Linked DNA regions of Mus musculus: region 1 is linked to region 2. Evidence: chromatin loops called from intact Hi-C (ENCODE). Cell type or tissue: gastrocnemius. All regions are shown on one strand. Each heading gives the region's core, and the rest is flanking DNA. Links, peaks and the distances in the headings are about the cores only.

Region 1 (7,993 bases), core at 1,275-6,274, 1.8 Mb after region 2:
AGTTGGATGGGCCTACTCGGAGTAATTTTGCTGTAAGTTTTCAGGGTAAAATGAAATGGCCTGGTGAAAAAAAGCCTCTTTATCTCTTCCATAGATTTTGAGACAAGAACAATGAAGAAGCTCATGTTCTAATGGAGGAAACAGAATGGAGGCAGGAGAACACAGCCAAATATCTTCCACCTCCTCCTTATAGAGTTATCATCAGAAAGTTCTGGAAGTGCAGGAAGTCTTTCTGAGGCTACTGTTTTGAGTTGTAACATTTTTTTTCTCTCCTGGGACACCATGGGTATGGATGTATTACTATATGGTACAGGCATTCTTATATTTCTTTTCTCACCTTTGTATTAGGCCTTCATAGCCTCATGGTATCAACTGACTCTTCTTGCAGCTGCAGTGGCAAGTGGCTCTGGGTGTGGGCCATCTGACTTCACACATGTGGCCCCTGATAGCGCTTTGGCTCATGGCCCTCCTTCCAGGGTCCCTGTTGACACCGCGTTTGGGAACACCACAGAAGCTTGCTTGGGATGTAGCCATGACTAACTGATGTGAATCCCTGCCCAATGAAAGAAGAGCTGGTGAGTCAACTTCCTTTCTTTCCCTACGACACAGGCAATGCCGAGACTCATGTTACATGGCTTCTTAGAGAATAATCTCAGAGCAGAAACTATCCACCACACTTAGAGCAGGCCAAACTAAAAGTCATTCTGAATTTGCTTTTCATCCCTACCTTACACTCACACCTCATTCCTGTAGCACAAAACCAACCTCTGCTTCTGGGCAGAACTCAGCAAAATGCAGCTTAGCTGCTGCCTCTTCCCAGAGTGCTGCCCTGTAGGGCCCTAGCTGCTTTCAAAGTGCTGAAGAGTCGGCTTCTCAATTCTGCAGACCTATTCTTTCATGGCTGGGCCTGCAGTATCTTGTCTTCTGAATGTAGCCTCAGGCACTTCCTTTGCTCCCACACATTCTATTCTATTTGGTTGTGAAGCCATCCTGGACTCCTATTGATTCCCTGTCTGACCACCCCACATTGTGTCTTTGTGTCTTATGCTATTGACTTGCCTCTGAGAATGGCAAGGCAAGGCAAGTCTACCTTTCCGTTCTGTCCAGCTCCTGCCCTTCCCCAACAATCTCTCTAGTCTCTATGCCTCTGCTTAATGGTGCTTCTTCCTCTGCCCAATTTTTATTTCCTCAGCCTCATCCCGGACAGAATAAATTCATAGATGTCAGCCCCCTTGAGTACTGTTGAAAGCTCTAGAACCCTTGATCCTGGTATTTGGGCTGACTGGGTCTGACTACCAGCTTTCTGGTCCATTAGTTGTTGCAGAAACTGGATAGGAAGGTAAGTAAGCTATCTCTTAAGAGGCCAGAGCAAGGACAGTTAGCTACCAGCTTGGCAGGATTGGCGATTCTTGGGATGTACTTCTCTCTGTCTTGTCTCCAGACTGCAAGCCTCCCTTTGAACCAGGATGCTGTCTGCCTTAATACTCTATCTTTGTATCTATAAAAACAATACCTACAGACATAGCTGATACTTAATAGCTAAGGAAAGATGGAAAGAGGAGAAAGTTTGGGCTGTGACACATTGTGGCCATCCTTGAAACAAATGGAAAAAGGTGGCAGGTGAGACAGCTATGTGATGTGCACTTTCAAACTAGACAAATTACTGGGGTAGTCCAAGAAATGAAGAAGTGCCTTAGCTAGGATTACTGTTACTGTGATGAAACACCATGATCAAAAGCAACTTGAGGAGGAAAGGGTTTTGTTTCTCACAGCCCCATGTAACACTTCTCACCAAAAGCAGAGAGGGCAGGAACTCACAAGGGGTAGGAATCAGAAGGCAGGGGCTGATAGAGAGGCCATGGACGGGTGCTGCTTACTAGCTTGCTCCTTATGACTTGGTCAGCTTGTTTTCTTATAGATCCCAGGACCACCAGCCTAGGAGTGGCACTGCCCACAATGGGCTGGGCCCTCCCCCATGAATCATTTAAAAATATGCCCTACTGGCTTACCTATAGTCTGATCAAGGCTCCCTCCTCTGATGACTCTAGTTTGTGTCAAGTTGGCATAAAACTAGCTAGTACAAGAAGCAGGACCCAGAAGAGAATTAGGGCCATTGGCTGAAAGACATAAGACAACCAGGACTTCTAAGAAGCTAAACATATTCTCTTAGGGAGTACAGGAAGGCTCTGTTAACATTGTGATTACCCTTGACACACTCATACCACCCTCATCCTAAACAATTCTGACAAACTGCTCTTGGAGTCATCAGACTCAGATCATTCCTGCTTTAATTAAGATAAAGTGAGCTTTTAAAGTCAGAGTCCAGCCAGTTTTGGACTTTTTTTTCTTCTTCTTTTATTTAAGTATTCACTGGGGAAACACTCCAGATGGGACAGGCAGGAGTGAAGAGGAAAAGTGATCACCAGGTCCCAGAGTAGGGAGGATGCTATGAGGAATATTTAGCTAGGCAGGATAGGCTCTAAATTCCTCCTTGCCCTAATTGTTCCTCCCCCATCTCTGGTCTGATGTCCTTCCTCCCGCCATCTGTTTTCTTTATGGCATTTATCACTACCTGCCTCTGTGTTCATTTATTTATTTTATTTATTGCTTTTCCTTTGCCTGTTCGGTGAGTGCAAGGGCTTTGTCCTATTGACCGCTACATCCTCCGTCTCAGATCAATGTCAGGTATTTAGTGGGCACTTAAAAATTAGCTGCTAAAAAACGAATTACGGAAGACAACAATTGGTTGAATCTCTGTCATATGCTAGGCCCTGTCCTTGAGGATGCTACAAGGATGGTAGTGGAGATAGGCCCGAAAATAAACACACCATGGTTCCACTCCTGATGTTACTGAAGCATATCCAATGCGCTGCAGGATCCTCAGGGCTGGAAAACTCCCGGGGTGTGCAGGGCCCTGGGAAGACGTTCCTAGTATGCTAGGGAGCCAGGCGGATCTGCAGTATAAGCAGCTGGAGACTGACGACCCGGCTCCTCGCTTCCCTCGGCCTCTCAGCATCTTCTTTTTCCTGTCCGTTGGGACCTTCACCTCTCCTCGAGTGCGCGTTGCAGGATCTGGGCGCCGGCGGGGCGCTCACGTCGTGGGACCCCAGTACATCTTCTCCCACCTCCGGAGAGCCAATCCCGGGTTTTCCAGCTTGCTTGCCCACTACCTGCGAGACCTCCACCTGCAGGTTGAGCCCCAGCCGCGGGCCAGCGCCCAGGTCCTCGCCCCCTGCTTGCAAAACAGAGCGCAGCACCCCGCCCCGCCCCCTCCGCCTGCGGGACCCCAGCCCCGCCCCGCCCCCGCGGCCCGGCCGCTTCATTCCGGGGGGGCGGGCCGGGAGCTGCGCTGTCTGCAAGGCGGGGAGATCTAGGCTGGGAGGCGGAGCGGCTCCGACATCGACCAATCACCGCTGCGATCACATCCATGCAAATACGAGCACAATGGAGCAAGCCCATCACTCGCTCCTGCAAGCAAGCTTGAAACGGGCTTCTGTCTGATCGGCAGCCCACACGACCAATGAACCTGTGTTTTGGGCAGGCGAAACCCAATAGCGCGGCAGGGAAGGCGGGCCCAAGCTGGGTTAGGGTGTCCTTGCAGGGTGTCTGAGCTAAACTTCACCAAATAATAGCTGTTTGTATTTTGGCTGCTGCAGGAGCCATTTTAGGTAAGTTCTTCTCTTAACTTTTTATTTTCCTGCCTGGCCCCGACAAGCTGGGCTTGCCCGCGGGGACCCTGTCTCCGCCCCGCTGGCCGGGATGGGGCTGCCCTATGAATGGAGCGGGGCTGAGGGGCCGCGGCGGCGCGAGGCCCGGCCGGGCAGGGGTCCGAGCGCGGCCGCGGGCGTTCGGCCAGGCCGAGGGCCCCGAGGCCTGAGGCGAGGGGTTTGGCGTCCGCCCCTCCCGGCTGCCGCGCGCTCTGGCCGCCCGCCCTCCGTCCTTGGGAGAGCGCCACTGCGGGGCCACGCGCCCAGGCTTGGGGTCCTGCTTCAGACCCCAAGCGCGGGCCTTTGCGGCGGGGCGGGGCCTGCCAAGGCTTCCCAGGGGACCCCGGCGGCCCACGGCGCGTGAGGGCCACCCCCGCGCCCGCCAGCCGCTACCGCCCCCGCGGAGAAGTTGCTCCGCTCCGCGTCCTGCGTCTGTTTGCAGGGGTGGAGGAGGGTGGGCCGGTGCCAGGCTGCTGCTCCGGGAGGGGGCGGGGGCCCCGGCGCGTCCCCGGGTCGCGCGCCCCTCCGGCCGGCTCCTCACGCACTAACGCGCACTCGCCCCCGAAAATTTGAGCCCTCAAGACTCCAAGCCACCAAGCTACCCCGCTGCCAAGTTTGGTGCGTTATTAGATTGCATGTTAGAGCTTGCAAAGAAATTAGAGAGAGGGAATATGAAAAAAAAAAAAAGAAAAAAATCTGTTTCCTTCAGGGTATTTATTTCTCTTCTCTGTTGAGAAGTAACGGAGGAATGTCCTTCCTAAAATTTCCAGGGACCATGCCTGTCAGATGTGGAGAGGGGTTGGCAGCTCCTTGGGTTTTAAAACGAGGTTATTAGGAAATCCCCGCACTAGTGAGATAATTGAAATGTGAGTTTGTTTGCAGCTTCAGTTTTATTTGATCCAATTAAAAATGCATAAGCATGCACTTTATATTTGTGTACATAGAGTATTCCTAGTTTCAGTTATGACTAATATGACTGTGGTTTCACGAGTGTGGGATCTAATAAGGCAGTATAATTCAATTTTGAGCTCGTAGGCCCGTGTTCTCCAAATTAGGCTTTATAGACCATTAGTAATCTGGCCAAGGTTTCTAGAGAGTCTCTGGCATCTCTGAGCATCTTTCTCCGGGGCTTGTTTGTGCCTTTTTTGCCACCCCTCAAGAAACTGTTCATTTCTGCTGTAACAGATCCATGAACAGAGAAAATAGATATTTTAAATATTGACAGTTTTCAAGAGTGTCTGAAATATTTTGCCTAGGATTTGATTATTTCCCAAATGGTATATAAGAATACCATGCCAGTAGGCCCTCATATTGGCATACTCCATGGGGATCTGCTTATGGTGCTTTTGGAAAAGTCTGGACAGACACCATGCTTTCTTTCAGAGCTCTGAGTGCTTGACTTATTGTAAGGGAGTGAGCGGGTCTGTCTCATTCACTGTGGGTAGCACAGTAGTTTAGTTGGAAGCCAAGTTGGAAGATCAGGTTGGCAGCCTCTGAGAGAGTTTTTTGTGAACTTTGTGGTTCTCTGGCAACAGAAGGATTTGAGATGTGTGTATGATAAAATGATTAGGCATGAGTTGTCATGTAGCCTGGTTTATGCCAACCAGAGCAGGTGGTTTCACATAAGGGGTGTATCCATCCCTTTAACCAAGGGCCTGGGAAAATGTGAAGCGGTGTGACTTAATTTGGAGTTCCTTCTGTCCCAAGATTTCATAGATGGATTATTAATGTTTTGTATTTAAACTAACCCAAAGACTAGGAAGATGGCCTGTGTGGTAAAGTGTTTGCCATGTTAGCATTAAGACTCAAGTTTGTATCTCTAGCATCCACATTAAAAAATCAGGCATTATGGCTAACTCCTGTCATCTCTGGGGCTTGTGGGCCAGCCAGCCAACCTAGCTGAATTGGCAAACTCTAGAGTGAGAGACCTTGTCTCAAAAAATGTGGTAGTAAGATTGAGGAAGAAACATTTGACATTTGGCCTCCATGTGCACAGGCGCACTTACCCAAGCACACACAAAAAGCTAACCTGTACATATCCCTACCCTCACTCTGTTGTTTGGGAATCTCTGCTTATAGTAAGTAGTTTGAAGTGGTTTTTTTTTTGTGTGTGTATGTAGTCTGTCTTGGTGAAATGACATTGGTTTTGTGGTCTCCGATGTTGCAGTTTCTCTGGAGTCACGATCTTTATTTTTTGTTTTCTTTTCTTTTCCCCCCTTTCTACCACAACTTTCAAGTATCTTTATAATTATTTTTATAGTGGTGTAATAGGAGGCCCCTGACTCTTCTCAGTATATGACTTCAGGCTAGAAGTTGAAAAACCAGTTAGAAGTGGAGTGAGAGAACCAGAGTTAGGCCTTCCATTTCAGGAAGATCTGCAGGAGATTTCTTTGTATTTATCAGTATACTTTCCTTGTAACTGTCTCAAATAGCAAAGAATATTTAGCAGGGCTGTATCTCTTTAGGAACCACATTAAATTTGTGATTTTTTTTTTCCAGCTGAATATCGCAGAAGGTTAATCAGAAACAGTATGTCCTGAGACCACTATATTTTGAAGATTCTTTGGTTTAAATTTAAAAAATATTTTTGGTTTTCTGGAAGCATGGCTTAATCCCAACCGAGTTTGTGATCATTTTCTCTTGTGTTAAAACCATGGAGCGGGGTCCTGTCCTGTCATTGCATGTGCCCTCCAACTTATGTGGGAAGTCTGTTGGGAAAGACCAGTGGGTCTACATGTGCCCTTTGAATAGGTTATTGGATTCAGTCTCTCCCTGCAGAAATACCTTTGCTACAGGACAGAGATGGTATCCACATCCAATGAAGAAACTGCTTTCTTTAGTCCCTTTTCCCCAGTGGTTGTACTGCTTATTGCAAAGCCTGCAATAGTTTGGTTCTTAATAAATACTTATGTTTCTTCTACTTCCATCCCTCATAAAAGCTGTGATTTAGTTTGAGTAAAAAGCTACAGTGGATTTCCTGGGGTTGCCTGCATTTTCCTATACCAGATTATTATACTGCGGACTCCAAAATACATAAAGTAATAGTTAGGGTTTGGTGTCTGTTCCTTAAGGAATATTTTATTTGCAGTGGAATGTGAGACACTTGAGACAAGCAGCAGAGAACCAGCACTGATTGGAGAGATACCCGGTGTGCATCTAGCACTCAGCTAAGGACAGGGGCCATGGGTGTAAATGCCTTTGCTTTCTAACCATTTCATGAAGCTGGGCAGCAGCTCACTGGGATGAAGTATCATGTTCAAGGCCACCAACTCTGGGTAGAATTTGAACCCAGATCCAAAGTAATTCCTTTGGATCCAAAGATGACTTCAGAAGCTTGAGTGTACCGTCTTGTTTTAGTCGTATGGTGCGAGGTCAACAACCATGCCTTTCTAAGTCTGCATCAGGCTTGCTTTTCCATTTCAAGAATCTATCACCGAAAGGGGGACATACAGCGAGGGCACGGCTTGCCCGCCTTCCCCGCCCGAGGTGCACTTCGGAGTTCAGAAGAGTCTAGTGCACAGCAGTCATGGCATGCAGAGGGAGAATGGAGTCACTTCCCCTGCCAGAATGTTCTTTTCTTTTGTTTGTGTTGTGGAGGCGTTGATACTCTCATGAGAAATTCTGCTACTTCCATAAAAGTCCTGAAGGTAGTAAAATAGAGTTATTTTAAAATGTCCATTGCTGTTCCCATCCTGAACTAAATGGTTTGGATAAAATCCAGAGACAAATGCTTTGCAGTACCTCTTGTTTGTTGGTTTCTATAGCTTGTGGTAGAGTTTGTGTGCCCTCAGTGCTCTTTATGTCCTTTACCATTCTTACTCTACTCTGGGACCTTTAGAATATATAAGACACATATGACATGACTTAAACTCCTTTTTGGAAGTTTTTTTTTTTTTTTTAACTTTGAACGTTTTTCCCCTCTGTAATCATGAATGACTTAATTAAAAAATATTTTATGGCCGGGCAGTGGTGGCGCACGCCTTTAACCCCAGCACTTGGGAGGCAGAGGCAGGCGGATTTCTGAGTTCGAGGCCAACCTGGTCTACAAAGTGAGTTCCAGGACAGCCAGGGCTATACAGAGAAACCCTGTCTCAAAAAACCACAAAAAAAAAAAAATTATGTGTATGAATGTGTACTCTGTGAGTACTCAGGGGTTACAGAGAATTTCAGGCCATCTTTGTGCCCTTTGGGAATCGAGTCCAGGTCCTCTCCAAGAGTAACAAGTACTCTTACCCACTGAGCAATCTCTCAAGCTCTCATGTGTTTTACAAGGCAAAAGCCATGAT
Region 2 (7,993 bases), core at 1,810-6,809:
TTCCTACACATTTGCACTATTTATTTCACCTTGGTCTCCACAGCATTCATAGCGCTTTACTTATAAAGTATGAAGCATTTTAGTTTATCCATGTCTGTTTTTCAAACTAACCACAAATGCCCCACTAATACAAAGGGGACTGATTGGAAAATATCTTAGCCAAATGTCTAAGCACCTGTCAAATATAATCACCTTTCAGCAGAAAATGTAGCATATATGCTTTTCAACTTTGAACAGTAACTTAACTTCTAATCACTTCCGTTTTTCAAAACATTAAAGACCACCAAACCATACACTAACACTAATCACGCAGACCACCTCCAGAGCACAGATCTAACAAGATCCCAAGTACTAGGACCTACTTCTTGAAAAGTTCAAATTGTAATCCTTTAGTTTCTTTTATTTATCTTGTGGCACTAACTATAAAGTTCCTTTTACTTTTAACTCAACTTATTAAAGGGGTAGACAAAACACTTTGGTAGATTAACAGCACAAAATAAGGTTAGCCAAACTGAATAATTTATTGCTGGTCTGAGACTTGCCTTGTTTCACACTCATGTAGAATTTACACTGTCTCCACACATGGCAGGTATCAACACTTAAGGGCCTTAGTAGTGACCTATTCAATAAGGCAATCATCTTGGTAGCAAACTTTTATTTAAATCTTACATAACTCAAGCTTTATAAAAAGCCAACATAATTGAAAATTTGGGTTCTCCCTCTAAAGCCTGCAGTATCCAAAGCCTGAACAGTTAATTTAAAAATAAGCAAAACAAAACAACAGAACCCTGCAGCAGATCCTGCTGCAATACTTTAAAAAAAATCTAAATGAGCTTAATCTTTACAAAAGTTATTTTAGCTCAAAGGCTACAAAATCAAAATTATCTTAATTCTACAAAGAAGGGAGAGGGCTTCATACCACCATTTTAGAACCTCATCTTTTTCTCAGTAAATTTGGCCACAAATCAAATTCCGGTGTTCCCTTTTCAGGAAATCCTCTTAAAGAAGAGGCGAGTATAAACTCGGAAGAGTAACTGCCTAAGCAAGTAGGAAAGTGTTCTGTTATAGTGTGCAAAGAACGTCGAGGTCAGGGTTAATCTCTGGAACTTGATCTGGACCTTGAACGAGATCTAGAACGGGACCTTGAAGCTCTTTTTGGCGGAGGGGACATGGACCGAGCCTTTGAGGGTGGAGCAGGTAGAGGCGAGTGGGACCGAGACTGGCTCCGGGATCTGGACTTTGACTTTATGTCTCCTTTGCCGTTCTCTTTGGGGGACCGAGACCGTGACCTACTACGTGACTTCCCATACTTATCCTTAGACCTGCTTCTTGAGTGGGAATGGGAGCCCCGGTCAGACTTGGGCTTCGATTTGCTCTTTGATCTGGATTTCCTGCCTTTTGAGCGGGATCGGGATCGACCTTTGCTCCGAGACCTAGATCTGTACAAGAAAAGCCAGATTTCTTTCAGTATCTTGTCAGAAAACACCTATACTCCATCAAGTGGTAAAAAATTAAGAGACCCAATACCACATTATTTACCGGGAGCGACTTTTTGAGATACTTCGAGATCTACTGCGGCTGCTTCTGCGACTCCTACTCCGAGACCTTCTTCTAGACCGTGATCTACACACAAGAGACAGTGATGTTTTAATCTTTTCAAGAATATGTTTTAGGGGGCTGGTGAGATGGCTCAGAGGTTAAGAGCACCGACTGCTCTTCTGAAGGTCCTGAGTTCAAATCCCAGCAACCACATGGTGGCTCACAACCATCTGTTACAAAATCTGATGCCCTCTTCTGGAGTGTCTGAAGACAGCTACAGTGCACTCACATATAATAAATAAATATATAAATAAATCTTAAAAAAAAAAAAGGAATATGTTTTAACTACCCATCTGTGGCTAGAATATCTGCTTACTACAACCAAGAAACACCGTAAATACAACTAGGCAACAACTGGAAATGACAAGCCTCCCCCCAGCCCTCGTTACCTGGATCTACTGCCAGAGTAGGAGCGCCTATGGCTTGTTCTTGGCTTATCTTCAATAAGCCTAATATTTCTGCCATTTATTTCTGTACCATCCAGTTTATCCAAAGCACGCTTCATGTCGGAGTAGGATCTAAATTCAATCACACCCTCATTTGTTCGTTCTTTGTGAGCATCTGCATAAGTCACTTCTCCTGCTTGCCGCATGAAATCCTAAAACAGTTAAGACTGATAAGCTCCAGAAATCTAAAGCAAGACCACGTAGCCAACTCTTAAGGAAAGTAACTGCTCTGTCTTTAAAACCCCAGGTACATACCTTTAAGTCTTGCCAACTGCAACGACTAGACAGATTTTCTACAATAAGCCTGTACTCTGTACGAACAGGTGGTCCATATTTGTCTCTGCCAGAAGTTCTCCGACTGCTGTATCCACCTCCACCACCTTTATCACATGAAGGGAGTAATTAGATGCGTTGCAATGACAGGCATGCATGTTTTTGAAAGTTAGTACAAACATAGCAACGTTTATTACTGGAGTAGGACTTTGCTATTATACTGCTAAACCCTCGATACATTTGTGATTTGCCACAAATTAAATTAAGGGCAAGTCAAATAGACTAAATCCAACTAAACCTCTCCTACAATCTGTTAGAGAGTGACTGCTCCTTTATTCAATTTACCTCGCTAAGTTTTATTTTACAGAACATTGTAAAATATAAAACTTAACTGATTACATGCATTTCTACATTTTACAAAAATGTTTACTAGTTACACTAAGTACTTACATCACAGTGTGAGGTTTTTGGTGGTGGTTTGGCCACAAAACACGCAAGGTAACAGTCACCTAGTTCAGATTAACCAGTTTTGTCTAACCCTTGGAATCCTCACCATCACCCTGCGTCTAATGGCAAAAGGCTGCTGTCGTCATGGCTTCCGGTAAGGTCAGCCAAAGGGTCATAGGGCAAGGGTCACACAATGTATGGAAAAGCCAAGGCCAATCAGGAAAGGCAGTCATCTTAGCCTCAGTGGACACAGCCTCAGCCCCATTGGTCACTTTCAAATTGAAACATCAAGGACTTGTTAAAAAGTTGGAATTCAACATGCAACAATTTCAACATTAAACATTTCACATAACCAAAATCCCCCCAACCCCCTCCCAGTAACATGCCCCAACTATTTCAAATACAGCATAAAGCTTATTTAGATTTACTTTGTGGTACTATGCCACATTACTTAGTTTAAAATGGCATTTTCTTTGCCCCCCCCCAATCAAGCCTCCCAGCTCCTAAGACTTAGACTTCAAGCTCCTCCCCTTTCCCCGCCCCCTGCCCCACCTCCACCCCAGCCTTCCTAGAAACTTCCTCAATGCTAACAAGCACTGACAGATAAGCAAGGGGGCATACTACAAATACAGCCAGCCCTCGCTTTCAATGGCAGAACCCAAGTCAGTGCCAAAGAGGGCCAACTGAAGCCACTCCTTCCAAACTTAAGTCAACCGGCCACCCGACCCCATTCCCCGCGCTCCGGTGTCCCACGGCTACCCGGGCATGCGTGGAGGTAGAGGGGCCCCGGGAACACCCAGGGCCGACAAGCCCCGGCCTCCGCGCCTGCCCGGGCTGGGGAGGTCCCACCCTGCCCACCCAAGTGACTGCACCCGCCCTGCGCCCCCAACCCCCGCCCCCCCCAGGTACCCAGGACGCGGAGCGCGCGGGGGTAAGGACTCACTGCGGCTTCCGTAGCTGTAGCCATCGCGGTCGCGGCGCGGGCCCCGGGCGTGCTCTACGATCACGCGCTCGCCGCACAGCTCCTTGCTGTTGAGCTCGTACACGGCATCGTCGGCATCCCGGGAGTCCTCGAACTCCACGAAACCGTACCTGCGGAGGGGCGGAGCGCGAGCCGCGCACCGGCGGGCGGGCGTGTCGTTAGCCGGCGCCGCGCGCTCCCGCGCCCTCCCCCGCGCGCGCGCGCTCGGGGCGCCGCCGCCGCCGCCATTTTAGAGGCCCTGCCACGCGGCGCCGCGGCCTTGGCCGCCTCGGGTCCTTGGGGGACCTCTCTCCGCCGCGGGGCGCGGCCTCCCAGACCCGACTCACCCATTTTTGAGGTCGATCTCGAGGAGGCGGCCGTAGCCGCTGAAAAAGCGCTGGATGTCCTTCTCGCGGACGTTGTAGCTCAGGCGTCCTATGTAGACGCGCGGCATGGCCGTGACCCACGGGTGTCCTCCGGGAGGCTGGCGGAGGGGCGGCGGGCCGCGGGGCAGGGCTGCGGTGCGGGTGCGGGGACGGCGAAGGCCCGAACACGCGCCTCACACCGCAGCGGCGGCCGAGTCAGCCACACAATGGTGCGCGCGCGCGCGCCGGCCTACGCTATAAGTGCCCGGGGGCGGGGCGCGGCGCGGCGCAGCGCGTGACGTCGTCGCGCAGCACGTCCTCTCCCGCGCCGCGGGCCGCTCCGGATGTGTTGGGGCGGCCCGCGGCGCGTGCCGTGCTTGCTGGGAGTTGATTTCGCTACTGTCATGTCCCCTGGCGCTGTGCAGCCATCAGCGTAAACAGCCGAGGCCCGGACCTTTTGAGTCGTGCCTAATAAACTGTTCTTGTGCCCAGGCACGCGGAGAACGAGTTTTATTTCTCATTGGTTGTCCGGGCTGTCAGTCTAGGCCATCTTGGTCTCTGATTGGTCTACTAAAAAAAAAGAGGTTGCTCTTTCCCTTCAGCGGGTAGCTCGCACTGGTTTCGTTGAGTACACGCTCTTGGGAGTCGGACAGTTCCTTAGTTTCTCAGCGGCTCGGGATCTGTCCCCGAGGTTTAGTGACCAGCGGGGGAGGTGCTGTGGCTGGTCTGGGTGGCATCCCTCCCTCTGCTCGGAGCTCTGACAGCTCTGAATCCCGCGCTCGCCGCGGCCGTTCACAAAGGGAGCATGGCTGGGCCCCATGGTCCTCCAAGACCCCCTATCCCCTTTCCTATCCATACTGTCCTTAACCTGGTTGGATCCGAAGGCAAACTATTTATAAAGCAGAAATACACACTTAGGAGTTTATGGAGGTGACATCTAATGCTGTAGAGTTAAACAAAACAGCCCCACTGCCCTGGAGTAAAGTTAATTGACTATCAAGGAGCATGCCTTGGGAGTATTCAAAGCACGGCGAAGGTTTGGCTAGAGAGGTAAGGAAACCGAAAGCAGAGCACGGTGTGATAAAAGCTGAGAGAAAAGACTGCCATTGAGTTAGTACCTGCTCTTTAGGAATTTGTTTTCTGCCCAGAATCTGGGCAGCCTCAGGCTTTTCAGCTATAATGAGAGAAGATTCTGTCCTCTGGGGCAGACCGGCAATGTTGATAGCACACAGGGAGATGTGTTAATAGTATTCTCGAGGGAAGAGAACGTCCTTAAGTTAGAAATATAAATATATATATGTAGACAGCTTTTAAAAATATTCATGGAACACAGAATGAAGTCAACACATAACAGTTTTATCAAATTGTCAATTTCTAAAAACTTGTTAAAATTTATTTGTGAGTGGTGAGAAGACTGAAGCCGGTAAAGGTGCTTGCTGCCAAGCTGGAGGACCCGACTTTGATCCTAGAGACCCACACGGTAGAAGGAACAACAACAACAACAAAAACAATTCTTGCAAGTTGTCCTCTGACCTCCTGATGCGTGTCATGCCTTCAATAAATAACTAAGTGTGATGATAACACATTTTAAAATTATTTGTAAAAGCAAACACACATCTGGATTCCACACGAGACGAAAAAGCCAGTATTTGTCATTCTCCTACCCTATTACCATATTTTGTTCCCCTCTTCCCTTATCCTTGTTTCCTTCACATAGTTCCCTTTCTACTTTCATGTTCTACACACACACAAGACAACCCATGAGATCATTTATCTTCCAAAGTTCCTAGTTGGATCAGCAGCACTGGGGAGTCCTGTTGCCGACCTAACTTGGTACTTTGCAAAAGCAACAAACTGAAATGACAAGTGCGCAGCATGAGAGTCTATTTATTTTTTTAGTGGGCTGGGGGAGGGAAAAGCCAGATAGTCAGGTGCAGTATCTGATGCCTGTTCTCAGCATCCGGGAGCTGAGGAAGGAGGACTGCTATGGGTTCTAGATTAGCCTTGGCTAAGTTTGAGGCATTGTCTTAAAAACAAGGAAGGGAAGGGTCTGTTGGGAAACTGCTTGCTTCTGGAGCTTGACCGTTCCTGTGGAATGACACCTGAGGTGACCCTTGGCCTCCACACTTGATGCACATGCTAGTTTGGAACTCCAGAGCCTCAATATCAATGAGAGCCAGTTCCTACAGGTTCGCTCACCACATCTCCCTCCCACCCCCAACTGATTCTGTTACCATGTGAAATCTCAACTAACACAGCCACCCCAGAGTATTTGTGTGGAATGCAGCAGAGGCTGCTCTGGGAAGTTCTGCCCAGAGCATCTGACTGATGGCCCATCCATGCCATCAGTCTGATAGATAGATCTCTGAGGCTTGTCTGCGGGAGATTTGTGTAAACGGTGCCAAGCCAGTCCAAACCCTCATTTAAAATCTTCTGAGCCAGGTGCGGTGGTGCACACCTGTAACACCAGCAGATCAGACTTCCGGGCAAGAGGATCAGTCAACTGAGCAAGGCGCTGGGGATATGGTTCAATGGTTTGCTGCCGAAGACCTGACCTGGGTACCTAGAATGAAATTCAAGTATCTCACAAACACCTATAACTCTAGTTGCAGGGGGGAATCCAATGCCTCTGGCTTTTGTGGACCTCCGCACACATAAGTACATACCTCTAAACACATACACACTTTTAGATAAATATATATATTTATTTATCTCCAAATTGCCCCCAGAACTTGGGAGGCAGAGACAGGGGGAATCTCTGTGAGTTCAAAGCCAGCCTGGGCTACATACTGAGACCCTGTCTCAAACAAATATCCCTGGGTAAAATAAAACTTTCAGAACATCTGCAGGAGATCCATTTAGAGCCGGGCTCTCAGTCTCCACGTTGCTGGCCCCTGGGTCAGATGGTTTTTTTGTCACGGGTGATCCTCTGTGCTGTGGGACACTCAACAGACTCCCTGAGCTCTATCCATGTAAGTGCCAGTGGTCTACTCCCATATCCAATGTGACTGAAAAAAAAAATGTGGTAAGCCTTCAGAAAGTGACAGCAGCTGCTGAGGGACAGTGTAGAAGAACCACTTTAAGCTTATTCTAACTAGCTTACAAATAAATGAGACTCAGACTGTGGCCATTTTATTTGGCTTTGACTGCTTACTGGTGGGTAATCACTAGTTTCCTCTTCTGACTGCTGGCCTGGCTGGCTCCCCAGTGGTGTGCCCCAGATACTTGCTGTTTCTCCTGGCCATGTGCTCATGGTTCTCCCCTCCTGGCCACTTCTTCTCTTCTCCCAATCTCTCCTCCAACCACATCACCCAAAACCACCCACCTCTAGTTCCTCCAGGAATTGGCAGTAGCCAATTTTATTTAACCAATAGTTTTAAACCAAGGAACAAGGTTTGCACAACAACAGCTTGTAAACCGGAGAAGTCACTCCCAGGCATAGGCCTTCAGCTATAGAATTTAGCATTATAATACATAGCAAAATGTTGGGAGCTGATTCCTAGCAGAAAGCAGCTATCATCTCTGCAGCCACCTCAGGCTATTTACTTACAGGTGGGTACTTTTCCACCCTGCTTGTTTTCCTAGCACGATGTTTTTGCAAGCAGCTCACACCACAGCTGAACACACTCTGATAACAACCTGATCTTCTCAGACACAGCCTGGACTTGTGGCTTAGTGCCCCCAGCTGCAAGGCACTTGTGGCTAAGCTACAGTCCTCAATTTGTGCTTATAAACCCATAGTTGCCTTCCAATAAATGAGACTTGAGACTTGATCAGATAGCCTGTCTTGTCTCCATTCTTCTCGTCACTTGCCCCTCCATCCCCACTCTCTCTCTCTTACAGACCCTGTTGACTGACCTGTGGGCCAGGTCAGCAATAGAGCAAATATCAACACACAGAAC

The links. Hi-C counts contacts between places; a loop is a spot of excess contacts. Peaks named below come from ENCODE experiments on the same cell type or tissue, not always from the same donor. Only the 100,000 strongest peaks of a DNase experiment are listed, where the experiment ranks them.
Region 1: it touches region 2 in a loop (6-fold over the local background); 1 of 42 quality-filtered maps calls a loop at or near these places.

Annotation. Positions count from the first base shown.
Region 1 is chr2:161,104,664-161,112,656 of GRCm38, reverse strand. Chd6 (chromodomain helicase DNA binding protein 6) reads left to right here and starts at 3,571. Exons shown (of 37, transcript NM_173368.3): 1 at 3,571-3,668. In gastrocnemius, for the core only: a CTCF peak has its summit at 3,196 (motif pointing left); DNase peaks (open chromatin) are centred at 3,942, 4,005, 4,829, 5,199 and 2 more places; H3K4me3 peaks cover 2,648 bases; H3K27ac peaks cover 2,096 bases.
Region 2 is chr2:162,927,858-162,935,850 of GRCm38, reverse strand. Srsf6 (serine and arginine-rich splicing factor 6) reads right to left here and starts at 4,343. Exons shown (of 6, transcript NM_026499.4): 1 at 4,074-4,343; 2 at 3,709-3,857; 3 at 2,301-2,425; 4 at 1,989-2,197; 5 at 1,540-1,623; 6 at 1-1,439. The coding sequence starts at 4,180. The coding sequence ends at 1,094. In gastrocnemius, for the core only: no CTCF peak of the experiment used is centred there; DNase peaks (open chromatin) are centred at 3,820, 3,956, 4,383, 4,593 and 1 more place; H3K4me3 peaks cover 3,002 bases; H3K27ac peaks cover 2,020 bases.